2 separate regions of the Homo sapiens genome follow, and region 2 is linked to region 1. Evidence: read pairs that join two places in POLR2A ChIA-PET (ENCODE). Cell type or tissue: MCF 10A. All regions are shown on one strand. Links, peaks and the distances in the headings refer to the core of each region. The heading gives the core; the rest is flanking DNA. Region 1 overlaps STPG1 (sperm tail PG-rich repeat containing 1). Region 2 has its middle 26 kb from the start of GRHL3.

What was found. ChIA-PET counts read pairs that join two places held together with the same protein. Peaks named below come from ENCODE experiments on the same cell type or tissue, not always from the same donor. Only the 100,000 strongest peaks of a DNase experiment are listed, where the experiment ranks them.
Region 2: POLR2A ChIA-PET joins it to region 1 with 23 read pairs; 2 of 35 experiments call an interaction of 5 or more read pairs at or near these places.

The regions. Positions count from the first base shown.
Region 1 is chr1:24,361,173-24,372,385 of GRCh38, reverse strand. STPG1 (sperm tail PG-rich repeat containing 1) reads left to right here. Exons shown (of 9, transcript NM_001199013.2): 7 at 2,547-2,712. It also overlaps a transcript of GRHL3 not described here. Among named protein-coding and RNA genes, the nearest start is that of GRHL3-AS1, 45 kb to the right of the region's middle. RefSeq lists enhancers at 7,059-7,108, 6,873-7,167, 6,370-7,569. In MCF 10A, for the core only: no CTCF peak of the experiment used is centred there; DNase peaks (open chromatin) are centred at 3,005, 6,965 and 9,195.
Region 2 is chr1:24,287,854-24,299,066 of GRCh38, reverse strand. No RefSeq gene overlaps it. Among named protein-coding and RNA genes, the nearest start is that of GRHL3, 26 kb to the left of the region's middle. RefSeq lists a silencer at 916-1,163. In MCF 10A, for the core only: a CTCF peak has its summit at 4,156; DNase peaks (open chromatin) are centred at 4,026, 4,566, 7,816 and 8,916.

The DNA of each region.
Region 1 (11,213 bases), core at 2,219-10,218:
CCAGGGGCCTTACATTCATTATCTCACTGAATGCTCCAAAGCCCCATGGAGCAGGTACTCACCACATAATCATGGGCTCAGAAAGTGTGAGCTCTTCTTCTTCTTTTATCCCCACTTCACAGGCAGAGGAGATAGAAAAGCAGGTGACAGGCCCAGTGTCCAACAGCTGGATTTTTTTGTTTTTGTTTTGTTTTGTTTTGTTTTTTTGGAGATGGAGTCTTGCTCTGTTACCCAGGCTGGAGTGCAGTGGCACGATCTCGGCTCACCGCAACCTCCGCCCCCCGGGTTCAAGTGATTCTCCTGCCTCAGCCTCCCAAGTAGCTGGGATTACAGGCATGCGCCGCCACGCCCGGCTAACTTTTGTATTTTTAGTAAAAACAGGATTTCACCATGTGGGCCAGGCTGGTCTCAAACTCCTGACCTCAAGTGATCCGTCTGCCTCGGCCTCCCAAAGTGCTGGGATTACAGGTGTGAGCAACCACGCCCAGCCCCACAGCTGGATTTTAATCCAGGCTCATCTAGTTCAATATCTGGTACCTTCAGCTCACCCTCCACCCCAGCTTCCTGGCGGCTGGCTCTCTCTGGTAGTGGCAGCATAAATGCCTTCTATTCCTTGCTTTTGCTTTTCATTGTTTTCTGTATTTTGTAATTCAAGTGTTGCTATAACCTTTTTAGTAGAAATATATATACAAAACAGAGAATATGAGAGATAGTTATCCAGTATTGTAAATGCTGCTGACATCTGCTTCTTTAAAAATTTAAGCATATACTGGGAACATTTTTTTTTTTTTTTTTGAGAGGGAGTCTCGCTCTGTTGCCCAGGCTGGAGAGCAACGGTGCAATCTCGGCTCACTGCAACCTTCGCCTCCTGGGTTCAAGTGATTCTCCTGCCTCAGCCTCCAGAACAGCTGAGAATACAGGTGCACACCACCACACCTGGCTAATTTTTTAAATATTTTTAGTAGAGATGGTGTCTCACCATATTGGTCAGGCTGGTCTCAAACTCCTGACCTCAAGTGTTCTGCCCACCTTGCCTTCCCAAAGTGCTGGGATTATAGGTGTGAGCCACCGTACCCGGCTGATACTGGGAACGTCTTTTCATGTTAGTAAAAATCCTTTCGGAACATCATTTTAAATAAATATATAGTATATTCTTATATGATAGTACCATAAATTAAGGAGCCAGTATTGTCTTATTGAAAATTGTGATTATTTTGAATTGATTGCTAATATGAATAGAGTGGTGGAGAACATCCATTCACAGGGCTACTGACAACTTAGGGGTGAGATCGCTTCCTCTTCACCCCAGTTTTGGTCATTCTCTTCTTCCTTAAAGCTTTGTACACAAATTCATTTTATTCTGTCACAGTTTCTTGAGACAGGGCATTGTGGTGTGGTGGGGAAGTGTGGGCTTTGGAGACAAGCAGACCAGTCTCTACATAGTGGTGCTCAACACATACATGTTAGCTGGGCATGATGGCTCACACCTGTAGTCCTAGCACTTTGGGAGGCTGAGGTGGGGGGATTGCTTGAGCTCACAAGTTCAACACCAGCCTGGGTAAAATAATGAGGCCTCATTTCTACAAAAAAAAAAAAGCTGGGCACAGTGGCTCACGCCTATAATCCCAGCACTTTGGGAGGCCGAGGCAGGCGGATCACGAGGTCAGGAGATCGAGACCATCCTGGCTAACATGGTGAAACCCCATCTCTACTAAAAATACAAAAAATTAGCCAGGCGTGGTGGTGGGCATCTGTAGTCCCAGCTACTTGGGAGGCTGAGGCAGGAGAATGGCGTGAACCTGGGAGGCAGAGCTTGCAGTGAGCTGAGATCACGCCACTGCACTCCAGCCTGGGCGACAGAGCGAGACTCTGTCTCAAAAAAAAAATTTTTTTTTTAATTTGCAGGGTGTGGTGGTACATACCTGTAGTCTCAGCTACTCGGGAGACTGAGATGGGAGGATCACTGAGCCCAGCAGGTCAAGGCTACAGTGAGCTGTGATTGTGATTGTGCCACTGCATTCCAGCCTGGACAAGAGAGCAAGACCCTATCTCAAAAAAAAAAAAAAAAGATAGTTGTTGATTGCATGATATTTACAAAGCATCCACTATGTGCTAGGAACTTAAAATATTATTCAACTGTCATAACAACTCTGTTGTCAGAAGAATTATTATTCTTAGTTTATAGAGAAGGAAAACTGGGCTCCAGCAAGGTGGAGAGATTTGTCTAAGTCCCTGGTTAGATGAATGTCCTTTGGCAAATTATTTAACAATCTCTGAGTCTCAGTTTCCCATGTGTAGAATGAAAGCAGTAATACTCATCTTGCCAGGCTAGTGCGAGAACTAAATCAGCTAAGTGTGTGCTTCCCGTGCCATCTGTTCTCTGCATGGTGAGGATTGTTTTTGGCTATCTCAGTCAGCCCTTCCACTTGGCCATCCTAGAGTGATGGTGCCTTGCAGCCATCAGGTGTGTTCTTAGGGGTAAGGTACTGCTTTTTATTTACTTGAGAAGAGTTCCTTATTCTGTCCTAAAATTTCTTTCTCCTTAGGGCATTATGATATCAACGAATCCCTTGTGAAGCAGTCGCCAAATACATTAATGTCTTGTTTTAAATCAAAAACCAACCGTGGATTAAAACTGACGTCAACAGGCCCGGGACCTGGTTATTACAACCCCAGTGATTGCACAAAAGTTCCAAAAAAGACTCTTTTCCCGTGAGTCCCAATCATTCTGGTCTTTCTTTTGAAAGGTGGTTGTGGGGAAGAAGCCCAACATAGAGAAAAGGATGGGGTGTCACTGCTTGGCAGAGCACAGTGCCGGGCCACTCTCTTCAGGGGCCCTTAGTCACACATAATGATGCTCAGTAAATGCCTGTTGAATGCCTGATACTTATTGAGCAACCACTGTGTGCCAGGAACTTAAAATTGTATTCAATTATTATTATAATCCTGTTGTAAGAATTGTTACTCTTACCCCATAGAGGAGGAAGCAAGGCTTCGGATTTGGCGGGACATTTGCCCAAGTCCACACAGCCAACTTGAGGAGCCACAGGGAATTGGCTCAGGACTAAGTCTTTCCTCATTCCCTGTGATGCTGGATTCCCCTGGTGCTGACATTGTTCTATTTTTGTAACATAAAATCTTCGCTGGAGTGGCAGGACATTCAGAAGCAGTCAAGCTCTCATAGCTTTATACCGATGGAAGTTTAAGCCCTGACTTTCGAGTTGGTGATACCTGCTGGATTTGTACTTCAGCTCTGCTGTTTTTATGCTCTGTGACCTTGGGCAGAGTTCTAACCTCTCTGAGCCTCCATGCCCTCATCTGTAAGGTGGGAATAATTCCTGCCTCGTAGGATTTTGCTTTCAGAATTAAAAATACATGTTTGGCTGGGCGCAGCAGCTTGCGCCTGTAATCCCAGCACTTTGGGAGGCCGAGGTGGGCGAATCACTTGAGATCAGGTGTTCGAGACCAGTCTGGCCAACATGGTGAAACCCTGTCTCTACTAAAAATACAAAAATTATCCAGGCATGATGGTGCACGCCTGTAATCCTAGCTACTCGGGAGGCTGAGGCAGGAGAATCACTTGGACCTGTGAGGCCCAGATTGTGGTGAGCCGAGATTGCGCCACTGCACTCCAGCCTGGGTGACAGAGTGAGACCCTGTCTCAAAAAACAAAAAAAGTAAATAAAATATATGTTTGGCATTGGCATTGCAGCTGGTGACTCAAAATTAACACAGATTTTTAAAAGTAAATACAGGGATTTTTGTTACCCTGTTTAATATCCTACACATTTTATATTACTCTCACCTAAGAGGCTCAAATACTCACAGAGCTTATTTATTTCTCGAATGGTTCTAGAACTTCTGGAACTAACTGCAGTTAGGGTTAGTCCTCCTGTTACCATCTCAGCTCTCACCCATGCGTAGCCCCTCCAGACAGAGCTGGCCACTGGGAGGGCTGGCCAGGTGGGACCAACAATATATCCTCTTGGGCCCCTCCAGAGAGATCAGGCAGGTGTTAGGAGCCATAGCCACAGTGGGTCAGAAGTCCAGGCAACCCAGGGAGGCTGCCAACATTGGGCATAGTCTGATCATCAGCCTAGGGCAAGGGGACCACAGTTAGAGAGAGGTGCAAGTTGTGAATCTGCCAAGTCGAACTTAAGATCTGGAGAGGGGATTGAGACCTCAGCTGGAATCCACCAGAGGAGTCCCTTCTGCCCTCCAGGTCTAGGGCTCTGCAGGCTGGCCTTGTACAGGCTGTAGGGCTAGGGGCTGGGGCAGGCCAGTCTCCAGGAACAGCTCTGTCTCTGGAAAGTCTCTCTCCAGAGACCTCCCGCCTCCAGGCTGGCATGCGGCATCTCTACAAGTAACTATTCCCTTACTCTGCCAGAGAAAGAGTGGTCAAGAGGACAGGTGTTGGAGTTGGCCGACCAGAGTATGAATCCCAGCTCTGTACCTTCCAGAGACTTCTCCTCTCTGAGCCTCAGTTTTATGTTATTAAGTAGAGATAAGGATCTTATCTCGTAGGGATTCCATGAAGATTCGATGAGAAGATGTTGGAAAATAGCTATTACCGGTTGGGCATGGTGACTCACGCCTGTAATCCCAGCATTTTGGGAGCCCAAGGCAGATGGATCACTTGAGGCTAGGAGTTTGAGACCAGTCTGGCCAACATGGCAAAACCCCATCTCTACTAAAAATACAAAGCTGGGCGTGGTGGAGGGCGCCTGTAATCCCAGCTACTCAGGAGGCTGAGGCAGGAGAATTGCTTGAACCGGGGAGGTGGAGGTTGCAGTGAGCCGAGATCATGCCACTGCACTCCAGCCTGGGTGACAGAGCAAGACTTGGTCTCAAAAAGAAAGAAAATAGCTATTACCCTTATAATGATAGCTGTGGTTATTGTATATCCTATAGACCTACTAGGCTATATTATACAATACAGCTGTTATTTGGCATGGCAGCTCAAGCCCCCAGCCCAAATTTGGAAGCTTCTTCAAGGAAAATGGTGAAATAACATAAGAGTGGAGGATGCTCAATTTTTAACTGCTTTATCTGGAGAAATATCTTCTGGCTTTTGCTCAAGTTTGAACAGGTGGTTTGAGATCGTTCTTATTTTATGGCGTTTGCATTTGTCAGTCAGCAGACTCTATAGATTTCTAGTTCTGTACTGGAGGCTCAGGTGAACAGGACACCACGCCTCCAGCCAACCTCATCTGGGAACAGCCTCGAAGCCAGGTGGAGGAGCCTGCAGCAAAATGCCGGGTTAGGTGGCCCCAGGGGTGTATGGCCATGTACAACCCATGGGGCCGTCTTCCCACTGGGCAGTGCAGCGGGACTGCGTGTCTGGGGCTTCTAGGGCTCGCTGGCTCTCTGTCAATGCTTCACAAATAAAAGGTCTTTGGTTAATAAGTCTGAGAAGCACTGCATCGTAACCCTCTGCCCCTGAGAACATCGCAGTCTGCACAGGCATCTTAAAGGCTCTGAGAAGGCCTGCAGTAAAGGAACCTATTAACCCGCTGTCTCCTAAACTTGGGTTCACCCTGATGAGGGGATGGTGCCCCAGGCTCTATAGCACGACATTTGTATAGCTGGCTCTGTGGTCTGGGGCTGCTCTGGGCACCTCTCTGGGTCTTCATTTCTCTATAAGCGAAAGAAGGGTGTCTGCATTTCTGACACATCAGAATCCCAGGTTTGCTCACCATGGACTCAGGAGAGCACACAGGGGACAACGAACGTGGAGCCAGCCTGGACCCACAGAGGAGGTCCAGATTATGTATTTTAAAATTAACGTGGGAAAGATGAAGCTAAGAAATTTATCATTTTATTTGGAAAGCAAGAAGATAAGACTGGTAGGCTTTGGACTATTCTAAAAAAAACATTTATCTGTTCCCGATGAATGATGAAGAAAATGATGTAATGAAAAGAAAAGACAGCTGAATATCAGAGTGTTGAGGAAATATCCAAAATCCAGTTTCTCAAATTCCAGTTCTGTTTTCTCCTGTGTCCCTGGAGGGAAGAGAGGGACAGGAGCTACACGGGTTCCTGAGGTCAGTAGACCCCTGAGGTGACCCCATCTGCATGCACCTTCCCTTAGGACTTTGTCCACATCAGAACTAATCCTCTTTAGCTCTCCACGGCTACGTGGAGCGGCGGTGACTTGCCGCCATGTTTCTTTCTCGGGAACACACGCGTGCCATGCAGGGGGAGACCTGCCCTCATCTGTCTTGGGTTGGAGTTGATGGGCTTCCCATTCTTGGGCAGAGTTACAGCTACAGAAATGCTTTTCTGGATCTGCTTTCTTCAGGGTGCAGGAAGCATCAGTGCAGATATGAATTCTCCCTGGAGTTTTTAGTCTCATGTTACTGGCCAAAAAATGTAAAGCCCAGCCGTGAGAGGATGGCTGGATATGACCAAAGCTCAGGAGGCCACCATTAGGGCAGGGAACGGCTGATCACGTCCCCTGAAGAGGCCATGGAGGCAGCGTGGGCAGTGGATTGATTAGCGTAGGCCCCAAAGTCAGTACCATGGAACCTCCACTTTCCCTGCTCACCAGCCCTGTGGGCCTGGGGGAAGGGAGGTCACTTAACTCCCAGTGGGTTCAAAGTCATCCTTGGTGAACCAGGATAAGAACACCTCATAATGTGGTTGTAAGGATAAAAGGAGATAACCCACAAAATTCACATGGTAACTTGTATTTTTATCAAAGCAGGTGAGCGGGTCCTCTGTGTCTTCCTAGGGTTTCTAGTGTGGCCCCGCAGGGCGGATGCTGTGCTTGGGGCTGGCTGTTTGTTAGCACTGGCATTTCTGAGCTCCTTAGCTAAAGGTCATGCCATCGGGTGTTCCTTGGCCATGGCCACCTTGCTGACTCAAAGCTAAGAGGACTTCTCAGCTTCCAGGGTGTCTTCAGAAGCAAAGTGAAGTATCAGCCAAGGTTTCGCTTCTGAGGTCTTCAATATCCGTCACAGTGATGACTCAATCACTTAGGGTGAGTCAGGGTGAGAGTTTTGGAGATCAAAATAGTTCCTCCTAGGCAATGCCTTCCAACTCATGCTCCCCAGCAAGGAGGTGCAACACTCAGGGCCATTTTTCTAACCCTTGATCTGCTTCCTGGAGTTTTAAGCCACTGGATTTGCACAGACACGCTGTCTTGTCACAGCTAGAGCTGAAAAATCAAGCCCCGTTGGCCCCACTCCAATTTTGGTAATTAGATTGGACCCACCCTAACTTCCCCTGGGATTTTCAATTAGATATGGGATGCTTCTTCCCAAGCAGCTGTAATCTGTCACCCGCTACCCTGTTAAACAGATACTGCATTCCACCCCAGAGGCAATCGGCTGCCCTTTAATGATGAGAAAAATTGCCCCTTTATCCCTCCCAACCCTGGGAATCCCTGAGGCGAGTGAATGTGTGCCTGGGAGTGTCTGGAGGGTCTCAGATGCTTTCCCCAAGTGGCCTGCTGAGTCCTCTAAGACATTCATTATTCTTAGGTGATTTGCAAACAGCTCACATTGGAAGCTGCAAACACACTTAATCCAGTTGTGGCCAACTCAGAGCCTTTGATAGATGTTTTCTTTCCACGGGGCAGGGCCAGGTTGGCTTTTATAACTGAGCAATGAGGCTCATAAAAGCCCTGGTCACAATGCACTGTGGGCTGCCCTGGGTTTGATCCAGCCTGACCTTTGTGATTTGTCAGCCCCACCTCGACATGGAGGGACCAGCCCTGGATGAGGATGAAACTGTCATGTGGGCCTCAGATGCCTGGGCTCCTTTACATGCTGCCAGCCCTCTGCTTTTCTCTGCACTTCAGCAAATGTTCCCGGGATAGGGCTAGGGGCCTCAAAGCTGAGGAAGACACAATACCTTCCCTTAAAGAGCTAGGCAAGTAAAAGCCATAGAAAATGCAACATTTTAAATGCAAAGTAATAGCCAGAATGTATTCAGGGGCCACATACTCTGAGCTGAGAGCTCTCAGATGTGACCTGCCGTCGTCCTTCCACCTCTCCTCCAGGTGGGTGTGTCATTCCGAGTTTACAGTGAAGTGCAGGCTGTTGACGGTGGTGGGGCTGGGATTTGAATCCAGGTCCCTCTGCCTCCAAAATCCATCTCCAAAACCCATGTTCCTCACTTGAGTCACAGGATGGGAACATTCAAGACAGTCAGGTGGGGGGTGGCGAGACAGGCGTGGGTGGAGGAGAGAAGTTTCCCTGGAAGAAAGTGAGAACGTCAAGAATTGAATTCGAGTTTGCAGGGAAAGTTGGTGTTTCTCACAGAAGGAACAGCAGGGACAAAGGCATGGAGTTGCTGAACTGTGTTGTGTTGGGTGTTTCTGGAAGGTAAAACGGAAGCAGCAGGACATGGGAGATTAGGCTGGATTGAGAGGCCATAAATAGATCTTGCCTTTAAGTTTTCATCAGGGTTTGTAAGTGGGGAGTATCAGAAGCAAGTGAACAACCCAGGAAATCACTGGTGAATGGAGGGTTGAAGGCAGTCTAGGTGCTCAGCGTCTGTCTCCTTGTGTCCCAATTCCTGCCATAACAGCTACAGCTTTCCCCATTCCATGCTTTTGCTCCTGCTGTTCCCTCTGCTGGAAATGCTCTTCCCCACCTGAAGATTTTCTGGATTTCTGGATGGATTTCTGGATTCATCTTGTTGGAATTAATGTCCCTCTGTCTCTGTCTCTTTCTCTCTGCTTTCAATGCAGTTTTTTATTTTAACCTCTATTCGAACAGATTTCATGTTTTTAAACAAATGTTACAAGTAAAGCACAATCTTCCTAACAATCTGGGTAGTAGGTATTATTTCCACTGTTTTACAGATGAGGAAATTGAGGCTTAAGGAGGTTAAGAGCCTTTTCTAAGAACACATAGCTGTTGAACGGGGAAGTGGGGATTCAAACCCAGCTCTGTCTGAGTGCAAAGCCTGTACTGCCTGAAGTTGTCACCAGTCATGGCTGTTGCTGGCAGCGGATTGTCAAGCCCTTAAGGACACTCAAGTCCGTGTCTTAGTACAGAACTGCCTGGATTCCCAAGCATGCCTGGCCCAGAATCCCACACATGGCTGGTGCTCATGAAAGATCCATAGTGCTAGGCTGAAGGTTCTGAGCCTCTCCTGGGCATACTGAAGGAGTGGAAGACAAGAAACCTCTCTAACCCATCTTGCCAAGAACACTGGTGAGTCATTAACTCAGCGTGCTCCAGCCTTCTGCAGGCTGTCCTTGGCTAAGAAAGCAGACACCTCATGGTTTTCTCAAAGAACAGGGTGGGAATCTTGGGCTTGGAGTGACCCAGACCAGTGATGGGGTGACCTCATATAATGGTTGATTTGTTCCAGCTGTAATTTCCAGGAATCAAACCTGTCTCTCCATGATGCCAGCCACAAACTCATCAAATGTCTGGAGGTGTTTTGAAGGGGGAGCCACAAGCCAGAACAAGGAGAAGCCAGCTTTTATTTATAAGGGGAGAGGTTGTTGATTACACCCTGTAACCAGTTCTTCCATGCAGATTCATAGCAAACAGGGAGGCAGCATGTCCCCCCTTTCCCTGTGGGTACCTTTGTTCTAAATATAAGCATCCACGCCAGCTGCTCCTCCACCACAAGATGTGAGCCCAAGCACATTTATGATGGCTTTCAGTGTCCTCTCTGACCAGGGGGGTGTCCCCTGCCTCAGCATGACTCTGGGGTGGAAGGGCCCTGTCAGTCTTTTACGAGGCTCAGTTGCCTGTCTGTCACCAAGCAGCACACATTGATGCTGACACAGGGATCATCAGAAGAATAACAACTACCTTTATTGAGCACCTACTATGTGCTGGTGCTCTACTAGGTGCTTTACATACCTTTTCTCTGTTCATTGTAACTCCTTTATAAAGTTAGTGTCATTGTTCCTTGCAATGCTGTGTATACTGACGCTAAGCTATAGAGAAATCAGGGGCCTTGTCTTACAGCCAGTAAGTGGCATGACTAGAATTCAGCCTCAGGTTTGTGTGTGACCCTTAAACTCAGTCCCCTCCGCCATCATGCTTTCTCCATATTGCTAGGTGCCAAACACTTGAGTTCTATGCCAGCATTCCTACAAAGGTGCCTATAACTGGATCGGTTACTTTGTCTCTCCGGACACCAACATTTTTAGAAAACTAAGGAGGTTGAAGAAGACATCACTTGGGTCCCCTCAAGCTCTCTGTGTTTAAGAAGTTGTTGGCTAAAGTGCAGTAGTGCCCCAGTGGCCAGGAATCCCAAGTCCCCTCCTTTGCTTGGATGGGCTGGCTCCCTTGGTCATTGAGTGCTGGGGGAAGCTGGGGAAGGCTCCCTTGGCCATTCAGTGCGGAGAACCTCCTCTCCCCTTTTGGTGAGAAGCCTTTTAGAAGAAGCCTTGGGTGTGAGCCAGAAGGAGGCGGCCCTTCTATTACATGGTTGGGAGAGTAGCATGATTCCTGTAACAAGCGCAGAAGTCTCTGACAACCCAGTGGAACTTTGAATCAAGGCCTGATGAAAGGTCACAGCAGGAAGGGACCTCAGAGGTCATCTTGTCCAACCCCTTCCTTTTACAGATGGGGAAACTGAGGCCCAGAATGAGTTAGTGACCAAGCTAGGACTCAAGTACAGGTCCGGTCTTTCATTTCATGTCTCAATATCAGAGATAAAAGATAGACTCCCTTTCTGGAAGGAGGGGAAGACAGACTTGAAAACAATGGCGGTGTGAGTGGTAAAGGGTTATGCAGAGTCTCTTGATTTCCAGCCCGGTGCTTTTCCACTCCTGCCTCCTGCCTCCCCAGGATGATATTTAGTAGGATTCTGGAATGTCAATGTTACAGTGGCCTCTAAAGACCTGCTGGTCTTGGGATGGCAAATCTGTGGAATGTGGGATGCTTCTTTCTCTTCCCTGACCATGGCAGGCATCACAAGTGGGTCACTAAGGCCTCTTCCCATTGAGTCCATATGAGGCCTCAGTTTTTTTCACAGAACTCCAGCCAGGCACTACCAATCAATCAGAGTTGGCACATGAGATATACACGGCCTGCCATTTCTGGTTAGCTCCACATCTCCAGCAATGCACACTGAGCTCTCACTGTGTGCCAGGCCTATCCTGAGTACTGTGTTTTAGGTACGTCATCTCATTTATCCTGACAACCCTGACCTCAAAGTAGGTCCCATCATGATTGCCATGTGCAGATGAAGAAACAGATCCAGGGGTCCCCAGCTCACTACCAGTGGAGCTAGGG
Region 2 (11,213 bases), core at 1,229-9,228, 72 kb after region 1:
ACAATTCACTCTTTATGGCATACAGTTCTATGGATTTTGGCAAAGGTATGGATCTGTGTCCCCTCTACCACGATCAACATACACAATCGTTCCATCACCCTCAGAGGTCTCTCACGCTGCTCAGTTATTGTTTGAAGCTTTCATTCATTTCTTGTCTATCCACTGTTTACTAGGCTCCCGCTCTGCACTGCGATCTTTCTTTTTCTTTCTTTCTCTTTCTTTCTCTTTCTTTTTTTCTTTCTTTCTTTATCTCTTTCTCTCTCTCTTTTTCTTTCTTTCTCTCTCTCTTTCTTTCTTTCCTTCTTTCCTTCCTTCCTTCCTTCCTTCCTTCTTTCTTTCTTTCTTTCCTTTCTTCTTTTCTTTCTTTCTTTTTTTTTGACAGAGTCCCACTCTGTTACCAGGCTGGAGTGCAGTGGCCTCGGCTCACCACAACCTCTGCCTCCCGGGTTCAAGCGATTCTCCTGCCTCAGCCTGGGACTACAGGCACAGGCCACCATGCCCAGCTAATTTTTGTATTTTTAGTAAAGATGGGGTTTCACCATGTTGGCCAGGATGGTCTCCATCTCTTGACCTCATGATCCGCCTGCCTCGGCCTCCCAAAGTGCTGGGATTACAGGCGTGGGCCACCGCACCTGGCCAACTGCAAACTTTCTTAGTCCCCTTAACCACTCTGTGTAGTGGGTATTTGGTTCCCCTTTGCTCAAGGCCACACAGCTCTTAGTGACAGAGCTGAAATGTGAACTCAGATCCACCAACTCTAGTCTTAACTAGGAGTTAACTTAGTAGTTCTTAACTGCTGCTATCCAAGACTCGTTCATTTGCTGACTGCCCACCAGAGGCTGGGTGTTCATTGAAATACTTATTGAGCACCAGCTATGCGCTGCCCTATTCCAGGAACAAACAGGCCATGATCCCTTCTGGACGATGCAGCTTCTGCCCTGGTCCCAGACTGCTGGGGTGCTGGGCTCTCACCTGCCTCACCAGGGGCAAGTTCAGCGGTACAAAAGCACATGGCTGCCCTCTCTTCTTTTTCTTCCTCTTCCTCCTCCTCCTCTTCCTCCTCCTCCTCCTCCTTCTCCTATTCCTCCTCCTTCTCCTCCTCCAGCTGCTCTCCCCTCCTCCTCCTCCTCCTGCTTTCCTTCTCCATGTGCCAAGCCTGACAGCTTTCACCAGGAGAACTGAGAAGCCTCTCCCGAGGTCTGTTAACAGTGAGCTAAGGGCATGTCCCCTCTGTCATCCTTTTCCAAAGGAGAGGAAGATGCCCCACTTGACTAGCCCTCCTCCTCACCCAAGCCTTCCCTTAGGGTGGACATAACCTCCTCCGAAGCAGCAGCAGGGCTGCAGGACCAGGTGCACAGGCGGCGGCTTGGAGGGCCCTTGCACAGACCACTGTGTTTTGCAACCAGGAGCGGAAGGGAGGCTCAGAAAACATCCCCAGGAGCAATGACCCTGGTGGCCTGAGGGCTATTTCTCCCATCACATAAGCAACTACTGTCTGGGGTTTCAAAATCCTTTTTCAGGCTTCATCACTAAAAAGTGTTTTACTCCCAAATGACCTGTTGTCATCCTCCTGATCTTCTAGAGCTTTTTTTTTTTTAAATAAACCCCTCCCCTTGCTCAAGGTGAGGTGATGCCAAGACTGTCTAGGCTTAGCTTCAGGCTTCCAGCTGAGGAAGCTGAAGAGATTCAGTAGCAGAAGCCTCATAAAGAGAGGCTTCCCCCAGGGCCCTGCTTGTTCCTGGCTCCTGCTGAGGAGCAGACATAGACCAGACAGGCTGGGACATAGGGCTGGTTCCATACTCAAAATCCTGGTTGCCTTAACCTGGGTTTAAACAGCACATTTTGATAAACAGCCCCGCTCTGAGAACTGTACAGTGTTGCTAAACCCAGCCTCTCAGGGTAAAGCAAGGCAAGGGGAAAACAAACATTTTATGGCTGTGGAAAGACAGCCACTCCGGCCCCGTGCCCTTCTGTGACAGCTCTCATTACAGGAGAAGCTAGATCTAGAGGGAAAAAAGGGCCACACAGTCAAATACAAATATGGTGAACAATGATTTCTCTTTATTGTTTTGAAACAGAGTCTCGCCCTGTCACTCAGGCTGGAGTGCAGTGGCGCGATCTCATTCACTGCAACCTCCGCCTCTGGGGTTCAAACGACTCTCCTGCCTCAGCCTCCCGAGTAGCTGGGATTACAGGCGCCCACCACCAGGCCCCGGCTAATTTTTGTATATTTAGTAGAGACGGAGTTTCACCATGTTGGCCACGCTGGTCTCGAACTCCTGACCTCAGGTGATCCACCCACCTTGGCCTCCTAAAGTGCTGGGATTACAGGTGTGAGCCACGGCACCCAGCCTAATGATTTCTCTTTAGCTTCAACTCCCTGGGCTTTCTGGACGGTAGGGCTGAATTGAAGAAGGCATAAAAGCAGAAATTAGCCACTGACCTTGAGATATTTTTGTCTGAATCTGGGAGACAATTTTAAGCTAAGCTGGGGTTGGATTTACCAGAAATATCCAGGGGTTTACTTTTATTATTTATTTCAAATGTAATATATGTTTGTGGGAGAAAATTTTCAGAATTACCAAAGGCAATAAATAACTAAAAATTTAAAAACATTACTCCACCATTCAATGCTGATATTTTAAAACCTTCCAACCTATTCTTTCCATAGTAGATTTTTTTTCACAAAAATGGAATCACAGACAAGATATTATGTTTTATAAGCTTGCTTTTTTCTTTTTTTTGAGATGGAGTCTCGCACTGTCACCCAGGCTGGAGTGCAGTGGCGCGATCTCAGCTCACTGCAACCTCTGCCTCGTGGGTTCAAGCGATTCTCCTGCCTCAGCCTCCCGAGTAGCTGGGATTACAGGAACCCACCACCACGCCAGCTAATTTTTTTTATTTCTAGTAGAGACGGGGTTTTACCATGTTGGCCAGGCTGATCTCGAACTCCTGACCTCATGATTCACCCGGCTCGGCCTTCCAAAGTGCTGGGATTACAGGCGTGAGCCACCGCGCCCAGCCTAAGCTTGCTTTTTTCCAAAAAATGTATCAATAGATTTTGTTGTTATTAATGAATGTATCAATAGTTCTTAAGCCCACTGGGCAAATTATTAAGACTCTGTAACTAGAAATGATTCCCCCGCAGCATCCTGAGAGATGAACATGATTCCGCACAGTGACTTCAGGGTGGCTTATTAAGGGGATAAACTCCTCCACCTCTTCTTGTTAAGCATGTCTGTTCGACAGTCCAAGCCCAAGATGAAAGGCAAGTGGCATGGCTGAATCAGCACTTTGGTCCCACCATGCCTGCCACCTGTTTTATTAAGCGTGCCAGTGTGTCAAGTGCTGAGGAATGAAAAGAAGGGTGTTGTTGTCAACCGTGACTTTATCCCCTCACTCCAGGCCTTCCCTCAGCCACCTCAGCTGGAGAGGCCTTGAGGCTGAGGAAAAAGTGCCTTCCAGGAAAGCAACTGCACACATTTACCTCAGAAAATAGGAAGCCCCCAAGAGCAGTGAATGAAACATTACTTTGCTGTCTTTGGAGGCCAATTTCCAGGTCTCTCCATTTTAAAATGAATGCAGATACAAAATCTCCTCAGTCCCCTGTAGCCGCGTGTGTCGTGTTTGTCCCCTTGGGACAGAAAATGGTGAGCTTATGTCCTGTGGTGAGCAAGAGCCCCCCTTGACCTGAAGTAGCTTCCATCCGTCCCTCAGCCTCCCCCTTTTCCTTTCCAGTAAAGAAACCCAGTTGCCTGGTACAGTGTCAGACTTTGCAAGGCTGTTAACGACCTATAAAAGTCCAAAGACAGACTACTCCAGAAGGAGGAATCACTGACTAAGGAAATCCTGAATGCCCTAAGCCTGCTCATTAACAAGAGGCGAATAATAACAGCCAAAGTGGAGAAGCTCATAAATTACCCAAGGAAGCCCAACGAAGTTGGGGGGTGGGGCCTGACCAATGGAATCCAGGGTTCACTTCTGGGGTTAATGGAATCCTGGCTGGTCCCTGGGATTGCCCAAGGCCAGGCGTGGTGTTTCCTTCCTGCCTTGCTGGGAGAGGTGTGGAAGTTTGAGGGAGGTGATTATTGCAGAGTCACCAGCAAATCAGGGCGATACTTGCTCTGGGCCACAGAGGGAAGTGGGTCACGCACTGGAGAGTATTAGAACTCCAAGCTTTGTCTTGGCGATGTGCTCCCAGATAAGTAAACAACATCCCTCCCTTTCCCTCCCCCTACTGGGCATCTTCCACTCCCAGTCATTTATCACAGGCTGAAGAAAACACATTATTAAAAAGAAAAAGGAAAGGCGGGGAGGAAGACCTAGGACTTCTCAAACCCCTTTCCTTCCAAGAGCTCCAGGCTCCATGCTATGATCACTATGAGCTTCCCGGACGGGCTTCCACACCCCCAGCAAACTGGGGGATGAGTTTAATTTGCTTTCCATTAAAGCTCCTGCTACTTACTAAAGATTTCACAACGTAATGGCTCAGTATAAGCAAAATGGAAGCCCCAGGCATGACTCAGCCCACCTTTTCATGACTCAGGATCTGGAAGAAATTGGAGAATGTATGATCAAATCTCGCCTGTGGCACATCCAGTACGAAGAGGTTTCCCAATGCCCTGATGTTTGTGTCTGTGTAGACGGTGATTTCATCACTCCACCAATAAAGCCTAACAGTACCAACAACAGCAAAAGAATATGGTAGCTGACCCTTATGGAGCCTTATCCATCCCAGGCATTAATAGACACACACGTTTCCTCCTCCGGCCCTCATGCTAAACTCAAGAGGAAACCTAGGCTCAGAGAGGTGACGTGACTGCCCAGATCGCACAGGGTGAGAGCCATGGCCAAACTCGGGGCCCAGTTCCCTAACTGTAGGACTACAACCACATTTTGGTGCCATATTTGATACAAACTCAGGTAGAGGTTAAGATCACGGGCCAAAGAGCCAGAAAGTCCTTGGAGACTGTCTTGGCCGCATACTTTAGGGTGAGTCACTTTGCCTTCCTGAGTCTCACCTGTAAGATGGGGGAAATAATACCGTTTGTGAGGATTAAATGAGATTCTTCACATAAAACGCTTAGCACACTTGTAATAAGTTGTCTGTAACTGTAGGTTGCCATGGACTGGGAGTGCCGGCTTCTGGGGGCACCCAGGTGGGAGGGTTTGGGGAGGGCCCCAGCAGGGCCCTTAGAGGAGCCGCAGAAAGCAGCGTTTGCCATTTCCACAATTTCGATGAAACCCATAATTATAACCCCTCCTGCCACCCCTGGCCCTGGGGCAGTGATAGAATCTTGCTGCTTTCGGGGTCAGGCCTAATCACCACATGGATGGGCAGGCACAGGGTGCTGTGGGAGATGGGTGGGGGACAGGTGGGAGAGGGCACTTGTGTCTGAGTCAGGCAGCAGGACACACCCAGAACTGCACCGTGGCGCACCCACCCAAATGCAGAAGCTGCTGCGGCCCCTTTCACAGGAGATCGCAGAGTGAGATTGCAAGGCCTAGAATTTCTGCCCAGGTTTTTTTCCCTCCTCCCACCCTAGGAGCACATATGTAACATGCTGAATTTGAGCCAAAGTCATATTAAATAACAGCTCCTCTGAATTGAGTTCTTACCGTATACCAGGCCCTAGGCTGGACACGTTTTATTTATATTCTAATTTAATCCTCACAACAGCCCCATGGGATGGTATCAGTTGGGTACACATATGTAGCAGTTACTATGTGCCAGGCACTGTTTTAAGCATTTCACGTCTATGACTATCCACGCCTATGAGGGGAGTACTATTATTTCTCCCTTTTTACAGCTGGAGAAACCAAGGCACATAGAGTGAAGTAATCTGCTCAAGGTCACAGGGCTAGAAAATGAGGGAGCCAGGTCTCAAAGCAGGGCAACTGGACCTGTGCACACACTTAACTTCTACATTACAAGCCTTCTCTACCCCACGAGCTACTGTTATTATCCCCATTTGGCAGATGAGCAAACTGAGGCTCAGAGACCAGAGCCAGGATCTGGCGCCAAGACCCATGCTCAAATCGTTATACCAGACTGGCCTACACTCTGACTGCAGTGCGTCTTTTTTTTTCTTTTTTTTTTTTTTTTTTTTTGAGATGAAGTCTCGCTCTGTCGCCCAAGCTGGAGTGCAGTGGCGCAATCTTGGCTCGCTGCAATCTCCGCCTCCCGGGTTCAAGCAATTCTCCTGCCTCAGCCTCCCGAGTAGCTGGGACTGCAGGTGCGCACCACCATGCTGGACTAATTTTTTTGTATTTTCAGTAGAGACAGCGTTTCATTATGTTGGCCAGGCTAGTCTCAAACTCCTGATCTCATGATCTGCCCGCCTTAGCCTCCCAAAGTGCTGGGATTACAGGCATCAGCCACCGCGCCCGGCCAGTGGGTCTTTTTTCAGTAGGACATGAATGATGTGATTTAAGGAAAAGAGAGGGGCAGAGAGCCCCAGTGCCTAGAAATAACCACAGCCAGTAGCCCTTACACCTGTAAGTGTTACTTTTCTTCTCATTTTATGTATGAAAAAAATTAAGTCCAGAGAGGTGAGGTCCCTGTCCTGCCAGGGAGCAACCGGGCTGAGGCTTGAACCCCTGACTCCTGAGCCAAAGCCCCAGTGTGTCTCTTCTTCCAGGCAAGGTGTCTGAAATTCCACTCTAAGAAATTCATTATTTGGGTCCTGAAAGTGTTTGGCCTTCAAATCATTTAAAAAGAATTTGTTGAGCAGCGACCTTATTCCAGATGTTGTGCTGAGTCAGGGGTTTTCACACTGTGTTTGAGGCCTAGAAGCTCTGAGACAGCGTCCCTGGTGGGTCTGAGATGCTCACACAGGTGGGGCTGCCCCCAGTCCCCTTCCCCATTCTGCCAAGAACTGCTTTCTTATATCTGTTTTATTTTGAGATACGTATAGATTTTGCTTTTGAAGAGAGAGTTCCACAACTAAACATGCTTTAAAATCACTGTATTTGGTCCTGGGGACGTAGAGGTGGTCTGTCATGTCCCAGCTTCAAAGAGCCACCTGGGACAGACAGGAAAACTCATTGCAGTACAGCTTAGCAAACCCCCAGGCAGGTGTGAAGTGCGGAGACAACGCAAAAGAAGAAGTGATTTAGCTCTGGGGCAAAGGAGGGAGAAGGCTTTCTAGAGGAAGGGACATTGAACTGAACTTGAAAAGACTCTGGATTCTCTGAGCAGCCGAGGTAGAGAGAGCATTCCAGGTGGAAGGAACAGCATGGCCAAGGCACAGAGGTGTAGTGGGAAGTGTATTGAGGGAACCTGAAGGAATCCTGGAATGGAAGGTGTGGGACACCAGCACATCGTCATCAGCTAGTGGCTGAAAGTGGAGTAGGTCACTTTTAACCATGCTTTTACGGTTAGTGTACTTATGCCGGGTCCTATGCTGGGCAGCGGGGACAAGGATATGAGCTAGACAGAGCTCCTTGCTCTCCCAAATCTCAACATCTGGGGTGGGGAGGGGTGAAGAAATTCAGCCCGGCTCCTGGTCAATGAGAGTTTCTTAGGGTGGGATGTGGGGGGCTGGAGATGATCAAGAGTTAGTTACTGAAGCCCAGAGCAGGGCAAGGCGTAATGCATTTTAAACAGGGATGGCCAGCGAGGGCTTCACAGCTAAAGTGGCACCTGAATTGGACTTGGAGAGGTGGGGATGATTGTGAGAGTCGGGGGTGGGAGAACACATTCCAGGCCAAGGAAGGAACAGCAGCAGGAAAAGCCTAGACACAGGAATGCACAGGGTGTGAGCAGGGAACAGGGAGTAGCTGGCTTGGGTGCAGCATCGGGTACGGGAAAGGACGTAGAAGGAGATCAAACTGAAAATGTCTGTTAGAGCTAGACTGTGGAGAAATGGGCAAGAGGCAAGCAAAGGAGTCCACACCTGAGGATCTGAGCAACAGGATGAGCAGGGCACAATACCAGCCCTGTGTCATCACCACCTGTGGGGGGGTCCACCTCCTGAAACACCTCAGAGGGACCAAAGCAATCGCAGCCCAGAGGGCAGCCTCTGGAGCCAGCTGCTCCACTAAGCAGCCACACGACCTTGAGCTTGTTACTTGGCTTCTTGGAGCCTTGGTCTGCTCATTTGTAAAATGGGCACAGTAACACATCTCCTAGAATTGGTGTGAGAATTAAATTAGTTAATACACTCAAAATGAACAGAACACAGCTGGTCACATGGTAAATACGGCTATTATGCTAGCGCTTATTATTTAAAAGACCAACTCATTTAATTTATCTCCTTTTCCAATGATGAGAAGGAGAGTTCTCCAGAGAAGGAGAACTACGAGAGGAATTCCATTTCATTCGTTTCTCGGTTCTTTCATAGTTTGGTCATCCAGTTGGTGGGTCAGGCATGCCTCTTCTTTCCTTCTTTTTCCTCTCTTCCTCCCTGCTTCCACAAATACTTTTTTTTTTTTTGACATGGAGTCTCGGTCTGTCACCCATGGTGGAGTGCAGTGCACAATCTTGGCTCACTGCAACCTCCACCTCATGTGTTCAAGAGATTCTCATGCCTCAGCCTCCCCAGTAGCTGGGATTATAGGCACCTACCACCACGCTTGGCTAATTTTTGTTTTTTTTTTCAGTAGAGTTTCATCATGCTGGCCCTGCTGGTCTTAAACTCCCGACCTCGAGCAATCCACCCGCCTCAGCCTCCCAAAGTGCTGGGATTACAAGCGTGAACCACCACGCCCGGCCCACAAATACATATTGAGTGCTAACTCTGTTCATCGCTTTCTATTCCGTGTCAGGGAAGTTTGGGTGAGACACCCAGTACACTCTAGGTCACTATTTTTTCAACTCATAGCCCTTCACAGGGCACTGATCTGTGCCAGGCCCTGTGCTGAGTATGGGGAATACTGATGCGTAAGCTGCTTCCTGCCCTGGGCGAGTTGCCATCCTGGCCCTGCGCCCGGGACTCTTGACTGTTAACCATAACCCCGTGGGATCCATGCTAAGCAGTCCCATGGGAAGCCCAAGGAGAGAGTGGAGAGCCAGGGCCACAGCAGAGGAGAGGGGAAGGCTGTCATTGCAAAGCGGAAAAGTCCTGATTTGGCCTGTGTCATGAAATCCTTTTATTGCTTACAAGTTTCAACATTCAGATTATTTTCTGAATAGCCAGAGAGGAGCTGAATGGGACAAAGAATTTATGAAAATGATGCCAGCCCGGAGTTCTGGTGCAGACAGGCCTTCTCTAAACCTTGGTTAAAATCACCCTGTGTATAGAACACAGGGTCCTGGGCCAATGATGATAATAGTAACAATGCACTTTTTTGTTTTTTGTTTTTATGAGACAGGGTCTCACTGTGTCACCAGTATGATCATGATTCACTGCAGCCTCCAGCTCCCAAGCTCAAGTGATCCTCCTGCCTCAGCTTCCCAAGTAGCTGGAACTACAGACATACACCACCACACCCAGCTAATGTTTAAAACTTTTTTTTTCTAGAGAGGGGATATTGCTATGTTGCTTAGGTTGCTCTTGAATTTCCAGCCTCAAGTGATCCTCCCACCTTGGCCTCCCAAAGCACTGGGATTACAGGCATGAGCCATCTCATAATGGCCGGTTTTTTAGCACCTACTGTGTATCGGGCACTGTGCTAGGTGTTTTACAGACATCATTTCATTTAATTCTCACAACAACTCTGCAAAGGAGATGAAATCTAGTTCAGATATGGACACCTAAGGTCACACAGCTGACCAGAGGCCTGGCGTGGCACCAGGGAGCTCGCAGAATGCCAAGTTGAACCTTAAAAGTATCACCAGTCAATCCTCATCCTTTGCAGATTCCATATTTGTGAATTTGCTTGCTTGCTAAAATATATTTGCAACTCCAAAGTCAATATTCACAGGGTGTTCACTGTCTTTCACACACGTGTGGAGCAGCAAAAACTTTGGGCTGCCCGATGCTACATTCCCAACTGAGGCTGAACAAAGCAAGGCCGTGCCCTCTTGTTTCAGCTGTCATACAATCAACAAATGTCCTATCGTGCTCTGTTTAATTCTGCACTTTTCACTTTTTGTGCTTTCTTTGGTGATTTTGCTGTTTAAAATGGCCCCCAAGGCTGAGTGCAGTGGCTCATGCCTGTAATTTCAACACTTCGGGAGGCCGAGGTGAGAGGATCGCTTGAGCTCAGGAGTTGGAAACTGGCCCGGGCTATATAGTGAGACCCTGTTTTTACAAAAATAAAAAAAATTAGCTGGACATAGTGGTGCATGCCTGTGGCTCCAGCTGCTCAGAAGGGTGAGGTGGGAGGATTGCTTAGGCCTGGGAGTTAAAGGCTGCAATGAGCTGTGATCACACCACTGCACTCCAGCTTGGGCAACACAGCGAGACCCTGTCTCAAAATAAATAAATAAATAAATAAATAAATAAATAATAAAATAGCCCCTAAGTGTAGGGATGAAGTGCTGTCTAGTGTTCCTAAGCTGTGATGTGCCTTACAGAGAGAAAATACATGTTAGATAAGCTTCCTTCATGCATGAATTACAGTGCAGTCAATGTTAATGAAGCAACAACTTACACTAAATAAAGTGTGTTTAATAGAATCACACATAAAACAAGGTTCCATATTGCTTGGTTAATGAAAATGTGATCAGTGGCTCACAGGAATTTCACCTTGGATATATCTAGGAGCAATGGTTCTGTATTTGGGAAGTCAGCGTTTGCGGTGACTTTATAGGAGGAGAACTACCGTAAGTAGTGAGTGTCAACTGTATAGAACAACACAGAAGTTCTTCATTCAATGTACTTATCTCTGTCTCTTACACATGCACACACATACATACATACATACACATTTATACTTTTTTTTTTTTGAGACAGGGTCTCACTCTGTTGCCCAGGCTGGAATGCAGTGGTGCGATGTCTACCCACTGGGGCTCAAGTGATCCTCCTGCCTCAGCCTTCCGAGTAGCTGGGACTACAGGCATGCACCAGTACACCCAGCTAGGTTTTTTTTTTTTTTTGAGATGGAGTCTCATTCTGTCACCCAGGCTGGAATGCAGTGGCGTGATCTTGGCTCACTGCAACCTCCACCTCCTGGGTTCAAGCGATTCTCATGTCTCAGCCTCCCAAGTAGCTGGGACTACAGGTGTGCAGCACAGTGCCTGCCTGGCTAATTTTTTTTTTTTTTTTTTTTTTTTTTTTTTGTCAAGACGGGGGTTTCACCATGTTGGCTAGGCTGGTCTTGAACTC